Regions from separate parts of the Homo sapiens genome. Here region 2 is linked to region 1. Evidence: chromatin loops called from intact Hi-C (ENCODE). Cell type or tissue: endothelial cell of umbilical vein. All regions are shown on one strand. Links, peaks and the distances in the headings refer to the core of each region. The heading gives the core; the rest is flanking DNA.

Region 1 (5,000 bases), core at 1-5,000:
ACGCCCTCATCTTGCCACGGCTCTTCTAGGCCTCTTTAGGGTTAAGACATACTCCCTTCTGAGAATTTCTGGTCTAACTGGTTGTCTAGCTTCACGTCCTGTTTCCATGGATTGTTTCTAACCAGCTTTTGTTGCAACTGTTACTGCTGATCAATATCTTGCTAATCATAGGTTATGGAAAGATTGTGTTTCTGTTTTAAGGCTCTGTTAGAAATTACTGATGCACACATTATATTGTAAATTCTTATCTCTGTATACTGTACTTCTACATACAAATGTACTGTACTTCTACATACAAATGTTATGTTAAAGAATTACTTCATCCCCATGTGACCATCTCACCTCATAATCAAATGACCCTAAATCTCTCACTAACCTACCCCCGCCCTCACTAAACTTAATAATAAATGCTGGTATATCCAGTGCATTGTTGGCACCGCAGGACCAGAAGGCGGTGACCCCCCTGGACCCAGCTTTCACTATCTTGTTTGTGTCTATTATTTCTCAACCTGCTGATCCACCTAGGAACAAAGAGAGAGCCCCGTTGTATTGCGGGCTGCTGGCCAGATCACGCAATATTCACTCTGTTGATAGGGTCCTGTTTTTCACCTTTATTAATGGAAATCGCAACATTTACCTAGATCATGAGCATGTTACTTCTTTTCGCTTTAGAGATCCAAATGGTCACCATTATCATGAGTACAAATCAGAGGAGTGATTTCCTATTGTTTTAGTCCTCAATCTTGGATGAAATTACAAATCAAACCTACCAAGATGCACACCTTCCACGTTACATGCTGCAGGTGGTTTTCTGAAGCCTAACTGCATATTAGATATCAATGACTAAATTTTTTCAGACATTTTTTAAATGCAAATTGCACATTATGTCAAATTAATTTTAACATAGCTTACTTATTATTTATAATTAAATTTAGGGTAATTTTTCTACTTTGGAGAGTTCCAATAGTTAAGAAAATTGAAAAATTAGTCATCATAAACAAATGAAAAAATAAATGTCCTTTGATATATAAAGTCCAATTTATCTATTTTTTATTTTGTTAACTGCTTTTGATGTCATTTAAGGAATCACTGCCAAATCCAAAGTCATGATGATTTTCTCCTGTTTTCTTCTAAGAGTTTTTAGTTTATAGTTTAAGCTTTTAAATGTAGGTCTTTGATGCATTTTGGGATTCATTTTTGTATATGGTATTAGGTAAGGGTCCAATTTAATTCTTTTGCATGTGAATGTTCAGTTTTCCCAGCACCATCTGTTGAAAAAACTATTCTTGTTCTGCTGGCTGGTCTTAGCACCTTTGTCAAAGATCAGATTGTGTTTGATAAAGATAAAATCTATTGATATATAATTCTTCAGAGCCATTCTACAACAGCACATACTTATACACTTAAATCTGATGTTCAATCACTGGTTTCAGCAAAAATTTATAAGCCAATTTGTACCAGGAGTTGGGTACACAGCTATGAACAGAGACACACAGCACTTTTGCCCTGATGACTGTACTTTCTACCAGGGAATGTAAACAAATAATCAATTACTCAGTTGCTCACTTACAGCTGGAATACGCCCTATAAAGGATAAATAGAGGCCGGGCGTGGTGGCTCACGCCTGTAATCCCAGCACTTTAGGAGGCCGAGGAAGGCGGATCACGAGGTCAGGAAATCGAGACCATCCTGGCTAACATGGTGAAACCCCGTCTCTACTAAAAATACAAAAAATTAGCCGAGCGCGGTGGCGGGCACCTGTAGTCCCAGCTCCTCGGGAGGCTGAGGCAGGAGAATGGCGTGAACTCGGGAGGCAGAGCTTGCAGTGAGCCGAGATAGCACCACTGCACTCCAGCCTGGGCAAAAGAGTGAGACTCCGCCTCAAAAAAAAAAAAATGGATAAATAGAGGTGCCATGAGAGTATTTAACAGATGGCCCCTGTGTGGTGGTCAGTGAAGGCTTCAGAAATGGCAATGGATCTCAGCTCTGAAGGATAAGAAGGAATCAGAAGTATGAACATTCCCAACAAAATGTGCTATATGTTCAAATGTCCTAGAGCAAGATAAAGCGTGTCTTAGAGGAACTGAATGGCTAGTGTGGCTGAAAAGCAGTGAGGGGGAGAGACAAAATCACAAGATGAAAGTGGCATCATTAATTTATAACATAGAACAAGACAATCTAGAATACTGATTTTTCAAGTAATAGCATACATTCCAATATTCACTCAGCACTGACCTGGGTTTATTTTATCTCTATCAACAAAAAAAGGAAAAATGAAGGAAAAGTATAAATGGCAATGTTGTAAATTAATTGTCTTAAACCCTTCTAACACTTTACATCATTCTGTGGCTCTTAATATATTTTAAGTCATAAGTATTTGGTAAGACTCATTAATGTAAGTATCAAATACTACAATAAAAATCTATTTTGTGCAATGGGAATATAGAGTAATTTGTGTACCTATATAATGAGATTGTAAATTAGGGCTGGTATTCTTATTCATCTGTATACGCAGTGCAGCCCCCAGCACGGTGCATTACTCCCTGTGAGCCCTCAAACAGTTATGAGTGAATCCAGGCTCCCATGACTCACAGTTTGTGTTGCTAATTGGCACACACCCTGATCTGAAGTTAGCTGGCAGAAATCTCCCAAGAGACATTGACTAAAGAAACAAAACAGCTCGTGATTTTTTTTTTTTAGAACAAAAGGAATTTAAAAGAACCAAAATGGAAGTGTTATCAGTTAGAGTTATTTTAGAAAGCAGGCTAAACACACCACTTTTTGAATATATTGGAAAAAAAGCTTAACCTGAAGAACATGAAGAAAGCTCAAAGACTGAAAAAAGTTCGTAAGTTTCCTGGTCCCTAACAGGGGGATGGGGGAGAGATAGGGAGAAAAACAAAAAGAAAGTTCAAAGTTTTAGACCTCCTGACAGCAACTGTGAGGAAAATAATGTTTCTATGGCCATGAGGACAGAAATGCACCATGGATGCAGGAGGAAAAAAACAACAAGCTGGGAGGAGGAGCTGCTGGCCAGGACTGGAACGAACAATAGGTTTTTCCACAGGATCTAGTCTGTCTCTCCTTTTCTCTCACAAATGAACAATTAGTGCTTCTGGCTGGCCCTGTGCTGTGCCCATCTGTGTTGTGTCCCGGCTGTTTGCTAGGGCTCTTGTGGAATCTGTCAGCATCATACACCACATTGGCTCCCTGGGGCCCAATGAGCAGAATAGGCTCCGCTCCATTATTTTAATGTAAAAGAAGCACAAAGGCTTTCAGTCTTTCTTCAAAAAATATCCACTATTTCAGTTTCTACAAGCAAAGAATGTTCCCAAAACTCATGAAAGAATACAAACATTTCAAAAAAGAAAAAAGGACAGCCAAGATAAAAAACTCACAATGAATTGCTTTAGGAAGAAGTCTTATCCCTCTACAACACCACCACCACCAGTAAGGAAAGTGAACTGTCTTGAAATCTAACTCTTCTATTCCTTCTAATGGTGATGTATAGTCCTAGCATCAGACAAAAACTCTGCTTCCTAATATTCCGACCTTACTGTCATGAGTGATATGGTAGCCAGGTCCTGATGAAAGCAATCACTGGGGCCAATGGCCAAGTGAATATGACACATCCAATCAGTTCTTTCCCTGAGAATACTCCTCCCTCCACTTTCATCCATCCACTTCCCAGATTAGCGTTGGTCCTGCTTTGCTGGCTTTTTCTTCCCTGACTCACTTTAAATTTGGTGGGAGCAGGGACCCGCAGTCCAAATCCTTAGCTTGCTTTTCTTTTCTCCACATAATCTCTACCAGAGAACACACCTATTTTTTGAGACTTCATCTACACCAATGGTTCCAAATTGGGGATGTCCCCAGGGGACGTTCAGCAATGTTTTGAGACATTTATGGTTGGTACAAATGGTGGTGAGGTGGGCTGGGGTGCTACTGACATCTAGTGGGTAGAGGCCAGGGATGCTGCTGAACAGCTGCAACACCACAGGACGGTCCCCATGACAACGAATTATTCAGCTCAAAATGTCAACAGGGTCACTAAGATTAGATACCTTATCTGTACAGGTAAGTTTAATTCATTCACCCCTTCATCTGACAATATACTACTGTATAAGATTTATTTAAGATTTGCCATAACCAAGGCCAGTGCTGGGGAGTGGAGTAAGCACAGAGGAACTGCAGATGTAGGCATCAATCTGAGATGCAGCATGTCCTGAAAAAAAAGAGTACTGGGCCGAGCATGGTGGCTCACGCCTGTAATCCCAGCGCTTTGGGACGCCAAGGCAGGCAGATCACTTGAGGCTCAGAGTTCAAGAACAGTCTAGGCAACATGGTGAGACTCCATCTCTATAAAAATTTTAAAAATTAGCCAGCCATAGTGTGGTACACACCTATAGTCCTAGCTACTTGGGAGGCTGATGTGGGAGGATCCCTTGAGCCCACGAGTTCGAGGCTGCAGTGAGCTATGATCGTGCCACTGCACTCCAGCCTAGGTAGCAAAGTGAAGACCTCATCCCCCAAAAATGAAAATAAAAAGATCCTATCTGATGGAGATGTGCTATGCCTCAGTCCAAGTTAAACCAATGTTCTAGTCACCTCTGAGATATCTCCACATTCACACGTCCAAAACCAAACATTTTATCATTTTTCCTTCTACCTACTCTCACTACTACCCAGCCCATTCCTCCTTACATTCTCTATGATTTCTATCATACAGCCCAAACATCAAGGCCAGCAGTATTGGTAAATTCAAATTTCTTCTTCCTGCCCAATACTGAATTAGAAGCCAAGTCCTTGTGAATTCACCCTAATTATATTTTTCAGATTCATCTTTTCCCCCTCTGCTCACTTTTCTTTCCCACTGCCCAAGCTCAAGATGTCCTTTGGAGCCTAATGCTTTAACAAAAACACATTTTACAGTGGTGTGTGTGGGTACGTGGGCGGGGGGATTTTGGGGGAGGGAATGTGGGTGTGTGTTTAAACCAAGA
Region 2 (10,630 bases), core at 2,537-7,536, 250 kb before region 1:
ATGGATAAACAAAATGTGGTCCATCCATACAATGGAATAGTATTTGGCAATAAAGAGGAATGAAATACTGATGGTGCTACAACATGAACGAACCTTGAAACACTACACTAAGTGAAAGAAGCTATCCACAAAATGCCCCATGCTGTAGGGTTCCATTCACATAAAGCGTCTTTCTAGAATAGGCAAATCCATAGTGACACAAAGTAGATTAGTGGTTGCCAGGGGCTGAGGGAGAATGGGGGAATAGAGACTGTTAATGGGTTTGGGTTTCTTTTTGGGTTTTTAAATTAAAATATTCTGGAATCAGATAGTGGTGATGATTAGCAACCTTGTGAATATACCAAAACATCACTGAACTGACATTTTTAAATGGTGTATTTTATGGCATGTGAATTCAATCTCAATTTAGAAAAGCTACAATGGTATCATTTCAGACCCACCTGATTAGGAAAATAGAACACTTCTACTCTGCTGGGGAACGTGTAATTTGGTAAAATCAAATTGAAAATTTTTGGTATCATCTAGTAAAGCTGAAGATGTACCCAACTCTGACCTAACAAGTTCAATCTGTACGTTTGCATGTGGTCACTGGGATACATGTATAGGAATGTTCAAAGCAGCACTGTATTTTAACATCAAGCAATCGGAAACAAACAGTTTATTTTCAGTAAAATAAACAGATAAGCTGTGATGTATTCATATAATGGAATTTTACACAGGAGTAAGAATGTATGAATTATATCTATATTAAATCACATGGATGACTCTAAAGAACATAATATCGAGTGAAAAAAAATCAAATCACCAAAGAGTATATTACTATGACTTCACTTATATAGAGGCCAGAAGTAGGCAAAACTAAATAATACATTATTTCCAGTTTACCATTTTGGTTTATCTCTAAAGAAATGCAAGTGAATGACAATGAAATGTAAGAGAATGGTTATATTTGAGGGGTGGGAAAGGGCACAGAGCCTGGGGCAGGGGCATGCAGTGGACTGGAACAGTAATGTGCTTTCCTCAGCTGGGTGCTGGATTCATGGGGGTCTACTGTACTGTGACCCTTCAGAGTCTACAGACGTAAACAACCTTTGTATCTACTCAGTATTTAATAAGAACAATTTAAGACTGGGGAAAGAGGAAGAAGGAACAGTAAATATGGTCAACTTGAGAAGTTTTACTGTAAAGAGGAGCAGCGTACACAAATGTGAATCCAGGTTTACCCCGTTCTGCCCTTTTTTCCCCTGACATTTAAACTTTCAGTCCACTCCTCCTCTCTGAATTCAATTAATCAAATGTTTTTATGTATGGGCAGATAATAGATATACTAAATTTTCCATTAGAGGGAAGTAGGATGTACCTACTTTTTTTTTTTTTTTTTTTTTTTTGAGACAGAGTTTCACTCTTCTTGCCCAGGCTAGAGTGCAATGGCGATCTCAGCTCATTGCAACCTCCACCTCCCAGGTTCAAGTGATTCTCCTGCCTCAGCCTCCTGAGTAGCTGGGATTACAGATATGTGCCATCACGCCCGGCTAATTTTTTGTATTTTTTTAGTAGAGACAGGGTTTCACCATGTTGGCCAGGCTGGTCTCGAACTCCCGACCTCAGGTGATCCACCCGTCTTGGCTTCCCAAAGTGCTGGGATTACAGGTGTGAGCTGCAGCGCCCGGCCAGGATGTACCTACTTTCTTTTGTAAATTGCCCAAAGTTTCCCTTGAAGTATCCACAGGGCACTAAGAGAAGATTTTTTAAAACTCCCTCATTGAGCTTTTACTAGCTTACTCTAACTAGGCTCTAAGCTAGGTACTGGGAATTACAAGATCTCTCTGAAGAGCCAAATTCAGTGCTGAGTGAGCCAATTTAGATGTAATAGTATATAATGTGTGGTGTATAGATGTAAGTTCATAATGTTATGAAACAAACTATTTAATCTAATTTTTGAAAAAATGGTCCTAAAGTGTTAAAGGTTTCAGTTTGTCGACACAAGCACAGATGTTCTAAAATTTTGCAATTTTCTATAAGAAAGGTTTTAACAAGTTTGGATTCAACATTTAATCAGGGACAACACATGAAAGCATCAGTTAACATACCTGTGATATAACCTTCTAAAGCCTTTGGCACCAGGGATTTCGCAAGTTTCAGATCCTCCAGAGAGCATTTGCCTGACTCCAGGCCAAACGACATTCCCATCCGCTTTAGTACTTCTATGTCATCATGGATCTCAAAGGTGTTGTCAAAATTGAAAAGATACTCAAACCTGCATCAGGAAACAAAGTAAAGGGTTTTTGGTGGTGCTGGAGAGGTCTGAATAGTTTTGTATTCTATAGTTTAAGTAACAGAATGGGGGCCTAAATCCAGCTATAGTGCTAGAAATTGCTACCATTTAGAGAGCCATGAGTCATTCTGCTCTGTCAGGGGAATGACATCTCAAATAAAACACTTTCCCAATTAAAACAACATTCCTCTGACAGATGATAGAAACCCACAAACTTTAGCCCTAACTCTGTTACAAACAGAGGATAGAAATTTTATTCTAAATCCAGTACTTCTCAAAGTTGCCTACAGCTTTGCCACAAAAGAAAAGCCTTTCTACTTTAATATTACGATATCCCTATTCCGAGTTGGCCTGTTAGCTTTGAGGAAAAAAACATTTTGAATGCTTACTTCATTTTCATGAGTCAAATGTTAGCTACAGCCTACTTCAGATAAGCAATAAATAGAAGACTTTCAACAAGTGAAAACAACCCCAAATCCTGTCCTGAGAGGCTAAGGAGTAAAATGTTTTAAGAAAAAATGTCACATGTAATACAAGCACGTTTCCAAATATGTTTGGAAAGTACCCAAATTGGATTCCCAGCTTCCCAGCAGCCCAACACACGTTAATCAAGAGGCAAAAGAAGGAAGACACAGTCCTTCCGACTCCTAGGCTAGGCCTGGAGCACCTTCATCATGGGCCTCAGCCCTGCAGGGACAGGGTTTGGGGACAATGGTAGGTTTCACCTGGTCATGAAATTCTATTAAAATCATGTGAGGGTAAAACTTTATACCCTATCTAAGATAATTTGAATAACAGATTATCTTAGAAGCAAAAATTATAATTTGAAGCAAAATACCAATTTAAGTAATCTAAAGTATATGAATTTGATTAAAGTACAATAACAACTTAAAAAAAAAAATCTGAAGTGGGTGCCTGCCACAGGGATGATTTCAGGCATCTGTTAAAAGCAGATCGTTTTGTAAATGTAATCCTCATTGTGGAAAGCCTCTTGGCTAATTATGGGGAAAGACTGCATCACCAAAGTAACTGAAAGGGTTTTTGGACCTACGTCGGATAACAAGCTTGTACAAGCTACTCAGAGCCTCCTTCCCTCCACTCAAAGGAAGGCCAAGGAAAGGGCATGAGTCAGGGACCACCCAAGAGATGGAAGCCTCACCAGATTCCAGCCTGGGGGAACAGTGTCCACAATACCCTAGGCCAATGATTCCCAGATTTTCCCATCATTCTTTTTAGACTTAAGAGACTAACCTAAGATAGTTTTATAATTCTCCATACAAAACAAGAGACTAATTTGAGAGAGTAACTAGAATGCTAAGTTTTGTGTTTTTTATCTGAAAAGATGCTAACCATTTTCCAGAATTCTCAGTTTTTTGTTGTTTTTTTTTTTTTTTTTTTTTTTTGAGACAGAGTCTTGCTCTGTCGCCCAGGCTGGAGTGCAGTGGCACGATCTCGGCTCAATGCAAACTTCACCTCCTGGGTTCAAGTGATTCTCCTGCCTCAGCCTCCTGAGTAGCTGGGAGTACAGGCGCGTGCCACCATGCCTGGCTAATTTTTGTATTTTTAGTAGAAATGGGGGTTTTACCATGTTGGTCAGGTTGGTCTCGAACTCCTGACCTTATGATCCACCCACCTTGGCCTCCCAAAGTGCTGGGATTACAGGTGTGAGCCACCGTGCCCGGCCTGAATTCTCAGTTTTCTGAGACTATGTTAATGGTCCTCTTTGACATATATTTATAAAGAATTTGCAAGTGTGTGGAAAATAATTCAGATATCTACCACTTACTGACCACTGGGCTGGGTTGTATATTAATTTACCCATAACTTTTTGAAACTGGCAAGGTAAATACTATAATTCTTATTTTTGTGGAGAAAGGAACATGATCTCAGAGAGGTTAAGAAACTTAGAAGATTAAAAAATGGATCAGCTTTAGTTGGCCAAGGAAGTGTGCACCTGCAGTCCTGGCTACTAGGAAGGCTGAGGCAGGGGGACCGCTTGAGCCCAGGAGTTTGAGGCTGCAGTGAGCTATAATCGTGCCTGTAAATAGCCACTGCACTCCAACCTGGGCAACAGTGAGAACAGTGAGAATCCACTCTTTTTTTGGGGGGGACGGAGTTTTGCTCTTGCTGCCCAGGCTGGAGTGCAATGGTACAATCTTGGGTCACTGCAACCTCTGCCTCCTGGGTTCAAGTGATTCTCCTGCCTCAGCCTCCCGAGTAGCTGGGATTACAGGTGTGCATCATCACGCTAATTTTTGTATTTTTAGTAGCCACAGGGTTTCACCATGTTGGTCAGGCTGGTCTCAAACTCTTGACCACAGGTGATCTGCCTGCCTTGGCCTCCCAAAGTGCTGGGATTACAGGCATGAGCCAACACGCCCGGCCAAGAATCCACTCTTAAAAAAAAATTTATTGGTTCTGGTTTACTTCATAACCTCTACTATTTCTTTTTGTGTCTATAGTCTCAATTATCAAATAGTTTTGAAATTCCTGCTGTTTTTTTCTTTTTTCTTTTTTCGAGACAGAGTCTTGCTCTGTCGTCCAGGCTGGAGTGTAGTGGCACAATCTCGGTTCACTGCAACCCCTGCCTCCCAGGTTCAAGCGTTTCTCCTGCCTTGGCCTCCCTAGTAGCTGGGACTACAGGCGTGCGCCACCAAGCCTGGCTAATTTTTGTATTTTTAGTAGAGACAGGGTTTCACTATGTTGGCCAGGCTGGTCTCGAACTCCTGATCTCAGGTGATCCACTAGCCTCCGGCCTCCCAGAGTGCTGGGATTACAGGTGTGAACCACCACGCCTGGCTAACTCTTCTTTTGTGTGTGTGCCTTCTTAGTGGAGTGGCCCGGAATCTCTGGACACAACAGAGACCGGCAGGGGGCGCAAGAGCGCCAGGAAGAAGAGTGGGAAAACAAGTAGCAGTGAAGCCCAAGGGCAATGTCAGGGCCCTAGGAGACAGGAAGTTCTGGTATCCCTGGGACAGTTCTGGGGTATGCCTGTGGTACTGACGCAATTATTATAGAGTCTTCTTTTGCATTAATAAATCCCTATTTGAACAATAAACTATAGGCTGACCTTTTGTAACAGCAGCTAACATTTAAAAAACACTTACCTCAAGTCATTATAGACATTAACTCATTTAATCCTCACAAGGCTGGGAAGTCATAGGGGACCCAGTATCATTCCTATTTGTTCTTGAGAAAACAGAGCTTTGCAGCAGCGAAGTGGGGGAGCCATAAGCGGTACATGGATCCGTCTCACTCTGCACCCTATATATACTCTTAACTCTTTTATGGTACTGGTCACAGCCTGAAGACCACTGAGAGAAACTTTTTCATGAATGGTAAAATACATCACAAATTAATTCTATATTTTGAAAAGTGCTACTTCTTATTTGCCATAATGAATATTATCATTGATCTTAGTTAAAATGTAAAAACACAATTTAAAGGAAGCAAAGAATGTGCCAGGCATTTTCATGTCTATTCATACATTCATTAATAAACAGAAGCATGCATAACTATGATATAGCAAAACAAAGAAATAATTGGTTTAATGCCACATGTTGACCTAAAATATTTCCGTAATAAACTATGACGGTGAATCACCAATGAATCTACCTTGTCCCAGACCCACAGTGCTGGGCTAACTTATCACAGTTACTTGCTCAGAGTTACCACATACATGCAGCACGTCATAGGTTGGGCCCAGACACTGCCACACACATATAATACAGACAGCACAGTGCCTGGCACAAGACAGGGGACCACAGAGGGTGAGGGTTGGAGCGCACACTAGTGGAAGATTGCACCCATGGTTCAGGAGGTGTTTCATGTGCCCCAAGGAAGCCAGCCTTTGAGGGGTGCAACTAATAAAGTGCATCCTTCTTGAGTTTGCAAATGATATGAAAATGTTAACAGAAGGCCAGCCCTGCACCCATCCCTAGTTCTCCACTCACTTGTCACTGGAGATGCTGCAATCTATGACTGTTTTTCTGCTTGTATTGATGATTATGAATGGCAGCTGAATGGTAGAGTTCAGAGCCGGCGGGCCCTGGTTTTGCTGCTCATTTTGTCGATTTCTCTGTACCAGGTTTTTGAAAGCGATTTGCTGTAATGATCAATAAAAACAATATGGTCAATTGTGCATAAGTGAGTTGGAATTTAAAAGAATTAAGATAATACCTTTAAATATAGTTTAAAATTAGAGTTTAAAGAGACATCCCGCCTGCACTAATGAATTAATTTAAAAAATTAAACATTTAAGAAAGAATGATCCAACTCAATAAATACATTTTTCCATCATCCATAGAAACAGGACCTCACAATCTGGGAAAGAACCAGTAGGCACCTGGAACTCTTCAGCAAATGACACAGCAAGGGTGATACCATTTATCTAACATAGACTCCTGACAGTTTGGGGTCAAATATGCCCCCAAACTTTAGGATGTGTAGCCCAGGGATATGCAAACATTTTAAAGGCACAAAATTGTTTCTTCAAATAAAATCTCGAGGGAGGCTGGGCACAGTGGCTCACGCCTGTAATCCCAACACTTTGGGAGGCCAAAGCAGGTTGATTGCTTGAGTCCAGGAGTTTAAGGCCAACCTGGGCAACATGGCAAAACCCTATCTCTACAAAAAATACAAAAACTAGCTGGGCATGGTGGTATGTGCCTATAGTCCCAGCTACCCAGGAGGCTGAGGTGGGAGGATTGTTTGAATCCAGGAGGCAGAATTTGCTGTGAGCAGAGATCATACCACTCCATTCCAGCCTGGGTGACAGAATGAGACCCTGTCTCAAAACAAAACAAAAAAAAACTCATGTAAAACAGATGGAAGTGGTGCTGTTGAGGCTGGCTGCAGTGAGGCCAGGTCCTAAGCTCTGCCATCTCTGCCCTCAAGCACAGCCACATGGTTTCTAAGGCACCTCCACAGAACTTCTCAGCAGCCTCTGGGCACAGTTTGGAATCCAGCCCCAGCCTTCCCCAACCAGACATTTCCAGATGAGGTAACTGAGGCTCAGCACTAATTATAAGATACATCAAGGCCTAAATTTTTTTACTGGATCTTGCCGCTACTTTTAGTTATAACCATTACTCAAAAGCCAAAGAAAGTGATCTCCCTTTTAGACGGAGGCTGCAGTAAGCCGAGATTGCACCACTGCACTCCAGCCTGGGCAACAAGAGCAAAACTCTGTCTGAGAAAAACCAACCAACAAACAAACAAGTGATCTCCCTTTTTTTAATAAGGTAAATGTACGATAGAATTTCACAGCTAGAAAGACTGTATGCAGTTCAAGTTTTTCATCTGCTCAAGAAACAGATAACGTTTTAAAAGTTCCTCAAGTCAGAGCCATTCATTCCCCTTCATTAGCTTGTTATAATCTTGTCACCCAGTAGTGATAAATTTATTTTTTACATTTTAGCAATCTTATGATCAGTATTGTTTATTTCAGGTTCTGGACCTTAACTAAAGTTTCAGTAAGATTACTATTATTGGCCAGGCATGGTAGCTCACACCTGTAATCTCAGCACTTTGGGAGGCCGAAGTGGGAAGTTCTCTTGAGCCTAGGAGTTGGAGGATGCAGTGAGCTATGACTGTGCCACTACATTCCAACCTGGGCAACAGAGCCCTTTCTCAAGAAGAAAAAGAAAAGAAAAAAAGGAAAGAAAAGAAGGGAAGAGAAGGGAGGGGAAGGGGAAGGGGGAGGGGAAGGGGAAGGGGAAGGGGAAGGAAAGGGGAAGGAAAGGAAAGGAAAGGAAAGGAAAGGAAAAAAGAAAAGAAAAGAAAAGATTACTATTATCTTAAAATGGCTGAGTGCTATCTCCCCAAAAGGGGAAGATTTACTCTTTGAAAAGCACAAAAAATAATGAACACCAATTTATTGTAGACCTAAGTGTGTCCAAAAATCACTATCAATAACTAGCACTATCAATATCATTACCAAACATTATTGAGGTTACATTTCATTATTTTCTGTTGCTAAAAAACGAATTCATTGCTTAATTCCTTTAATAATGAGGAAAAATTATGATTAAACTGTGGAACTGAGAAAAAGAATTACATGCTTAAATACTCCTGCATAGCTTCTCTTCCCTTTTACTAGAATACACATCTCAAGAGCTGTTCCTACACTTTGCCTAACTTGGTGTCTGTCCCTAGTGCCACAAGAGGACCCTGGTATATGGGGGAATATAAGCAGTGATAACTAATGGCCCTTATGTATTTGTGATTCACTATTTAATGCTGTGTACATTTAATAGTATCAATGGTTTTTCAAGTGAAGAGAGCAGTAAAAACATAATGTTTTTATTATTATTATTTATTATTATTTTTTTGAGACGGAGTCTCACTCTGTTGCCCAGGCTGGAGTACAGTGGCACGATCTCAGCTCACTGCAACCTCCGCCTCCCAGGTTCAAATGATTTTCCTGCTTCAGCCTCCCGAGTAGCCGGGACTACAGGCACCCGCCACCATGCCTGGCTAATTTTTGCATTTTTAGTAGAGGCGGGGTTTTACCATATTGGCCAGGCTGGTCTCGAACTCCTGACCTTGTGATCTGCCCACCTCGGCCTCCCAAAGTGCTGGGATTACAGACATGAGCCACTGCACCTGGTCATAATAATGTTTTTTTTAACACTGTCACAAATTTCATATACCATATAATGTTATTTTGGATAGTAAAAGGAAAAATAATTCACTTATTTTGAACTGACTTATTTGTTGCCCTTTGATTGATTTCCTTTGGCCTTTTGTTCTTTTTCAAACTCATTAACATCTATTCCAGAGGCTGAACAGCTTTAAGTGTGTTCATTCATTTTCCTATGCGTTTATTATGGAAAAGGTTTAAGGGCTGGAAAGGGCAATTATAGAGATAAAAGTAGGATATTGGGATTATCTACAGGTTTGCTTTACTCACTCCATTCTTCTACATTACCAAAAATAAAAGAGAGGTGGTAGCAAGGAGGTAATAGTTACCTGTGTCATGTGACATGAGTGAGTTGTGACATGAGCTTATAAAAAAAAATCAAGTGAGCTTAGCCACAGCAAATGGATTACTTATTAAAAAAAAAAAAAAAAAAAAGACAGAGTCTTGCTCTGTTGCCCAGGCTGGAGTGCAGTGGTGCAATCTCGGCTCACTGCAACCTCCGCCTCCCGGGTTCAAGTGAATCTCTTGCCTCAGCCTCCTGAGTACCTGAGATTTCAGGTGTGCACCACCATGCCTGGCTAATTTTTTTATTTTTAGTAGAGACGGGGTTTCACCATGTTTGTCAGGCTGGTCTCAAACTCCTGACCTCGTGATCTGCCCACCTCGGCCTCCCCAAGTGCTGGGATGACAGGAGTAAGCCACTGTGCCTGGCTGCTTAATTTACTTTCTATGACAACTTAATTTATTTGATGAAAGGAAAAAAACTGAAATGCTAGGAGGAAATAAGTTTTTTGTTTTTTTTTTTTTTGAGACAGAGTTTCGCTCTTGTTGCCCAGGCTAGGGTGCAGTGGGGCGATCTCAGCTCACTGCAACCTCTGCCTCCCAGGTTCAAGAGATTATCCTGCCTTAGCCTCCCAAGTAGCTGAGATTACAGGCATGCGCCACCATGCCTGGCTAATTTTTTGTATTTTTAGTAGAGACGGGGTTTCTCCATGTTGGTCAGGCTGGTCTCGAACTCCTGAACTCAGGTGATCTGCCCGTCTCCGCCTCCCAAAGTGCTGGGATTACATGCGTGAGCCACCACATCCGGCCTTTGGAAATAAGTTTTAAGTTTACCAGAAGACCACAAGTTGATTTCAGTTATACTTTGGGTTTCACTTTAATGTTTAGAGAGACCTGTTTCTATGAATGTTGACAGCCATGTTGCCCCTGGGTGGAACTCTTCTACAAATATTTGGTTTGAGAGACAGTAGAGGAAAAGAAGTTCAAGACTTTAAAAAATAAAAAAACAATGTTCATGGTACAGAGGTAAGCAGGGAAAAAATATGGTTTCATTCTTTGCATCAGGCATCTAGAGACAGGAAAGTCCTACACACATGAGGGTGATCTTGCCCAGCACCATTCTTTCTGATAGGCAGATGACTGTTGGCATGCTGATAAACAGGTTTTTAAAAATAACGTGCCAAAAAAATTAAGCTCCAAAATGTTCCATGGTTTTGAAGAAATTCCAGGAGGGCCCCAGCACAGGGTTTGGGGCATGAGCTCTTAGGGGATACTGCAGATAACTGTGCAGGGACAGGGACAACAGAGAGGCTGCCGGGGGGAAGAAGATGGCAGCACAGGAGTTCAAGGAGGAGTGTTTGGTAGAATTCTACAGGCAGGAGCATAGGAATAAACTGTCAGTTTCAGCTTTTTTTTTTTTTAAAGCTGCA

What was found. Hi-C counts contacts between places; a loop is a spot of excess contacts. Peaks named below come from ENCODE experiments on the same cell type or tissue, not always from the same donor. Only the 100,000 strongest peaks of a DNase experiment are listed, where the experiment ranks them.
Region 2: it touches region 1 in a loop (18-fold over the local background); 5 of 110 quality-filtered maps call a loop at or near these places.

The regions. Positions count from the first base shown.
Region 1 is chr3:142,207,266-142,212,265 of GRCh38, forward strand. The region is part of intron 3 of GK5 (glycerol kinase 5); the gene reads right to left. Among named protein-coding and RNA genes, the nearest start is that of GK5, 16 kb to the right of the region's middle. In endothelial cell of umbilical vein, for the core only: no CTCF peak of the experiment used is centred there; DNase peaks (open chromatin) are centred at 2,606 and 2,976; H3K27ac peaks cover 742 bases.
Region 2 is chr3:141,957,584-141,968,213 of GRCh38, forward strand. TFDP2 (transcription factor Dp-2) reads right to left here. Exons shown (of 13, transcript NM_001178139.2): 10 at 6,229-6,380; 11 at 2,091-2,257. Among named protein-coding and RNA genes, the nearest start is that of ATP1B3, 86 kb to the left of the region's middle. In endothelial cell of umbilical vein, for the core only: a CTCF peak has its summit at 5,153 (motif pointing right); a DNase peak (open chromatin) is centred at 5,178.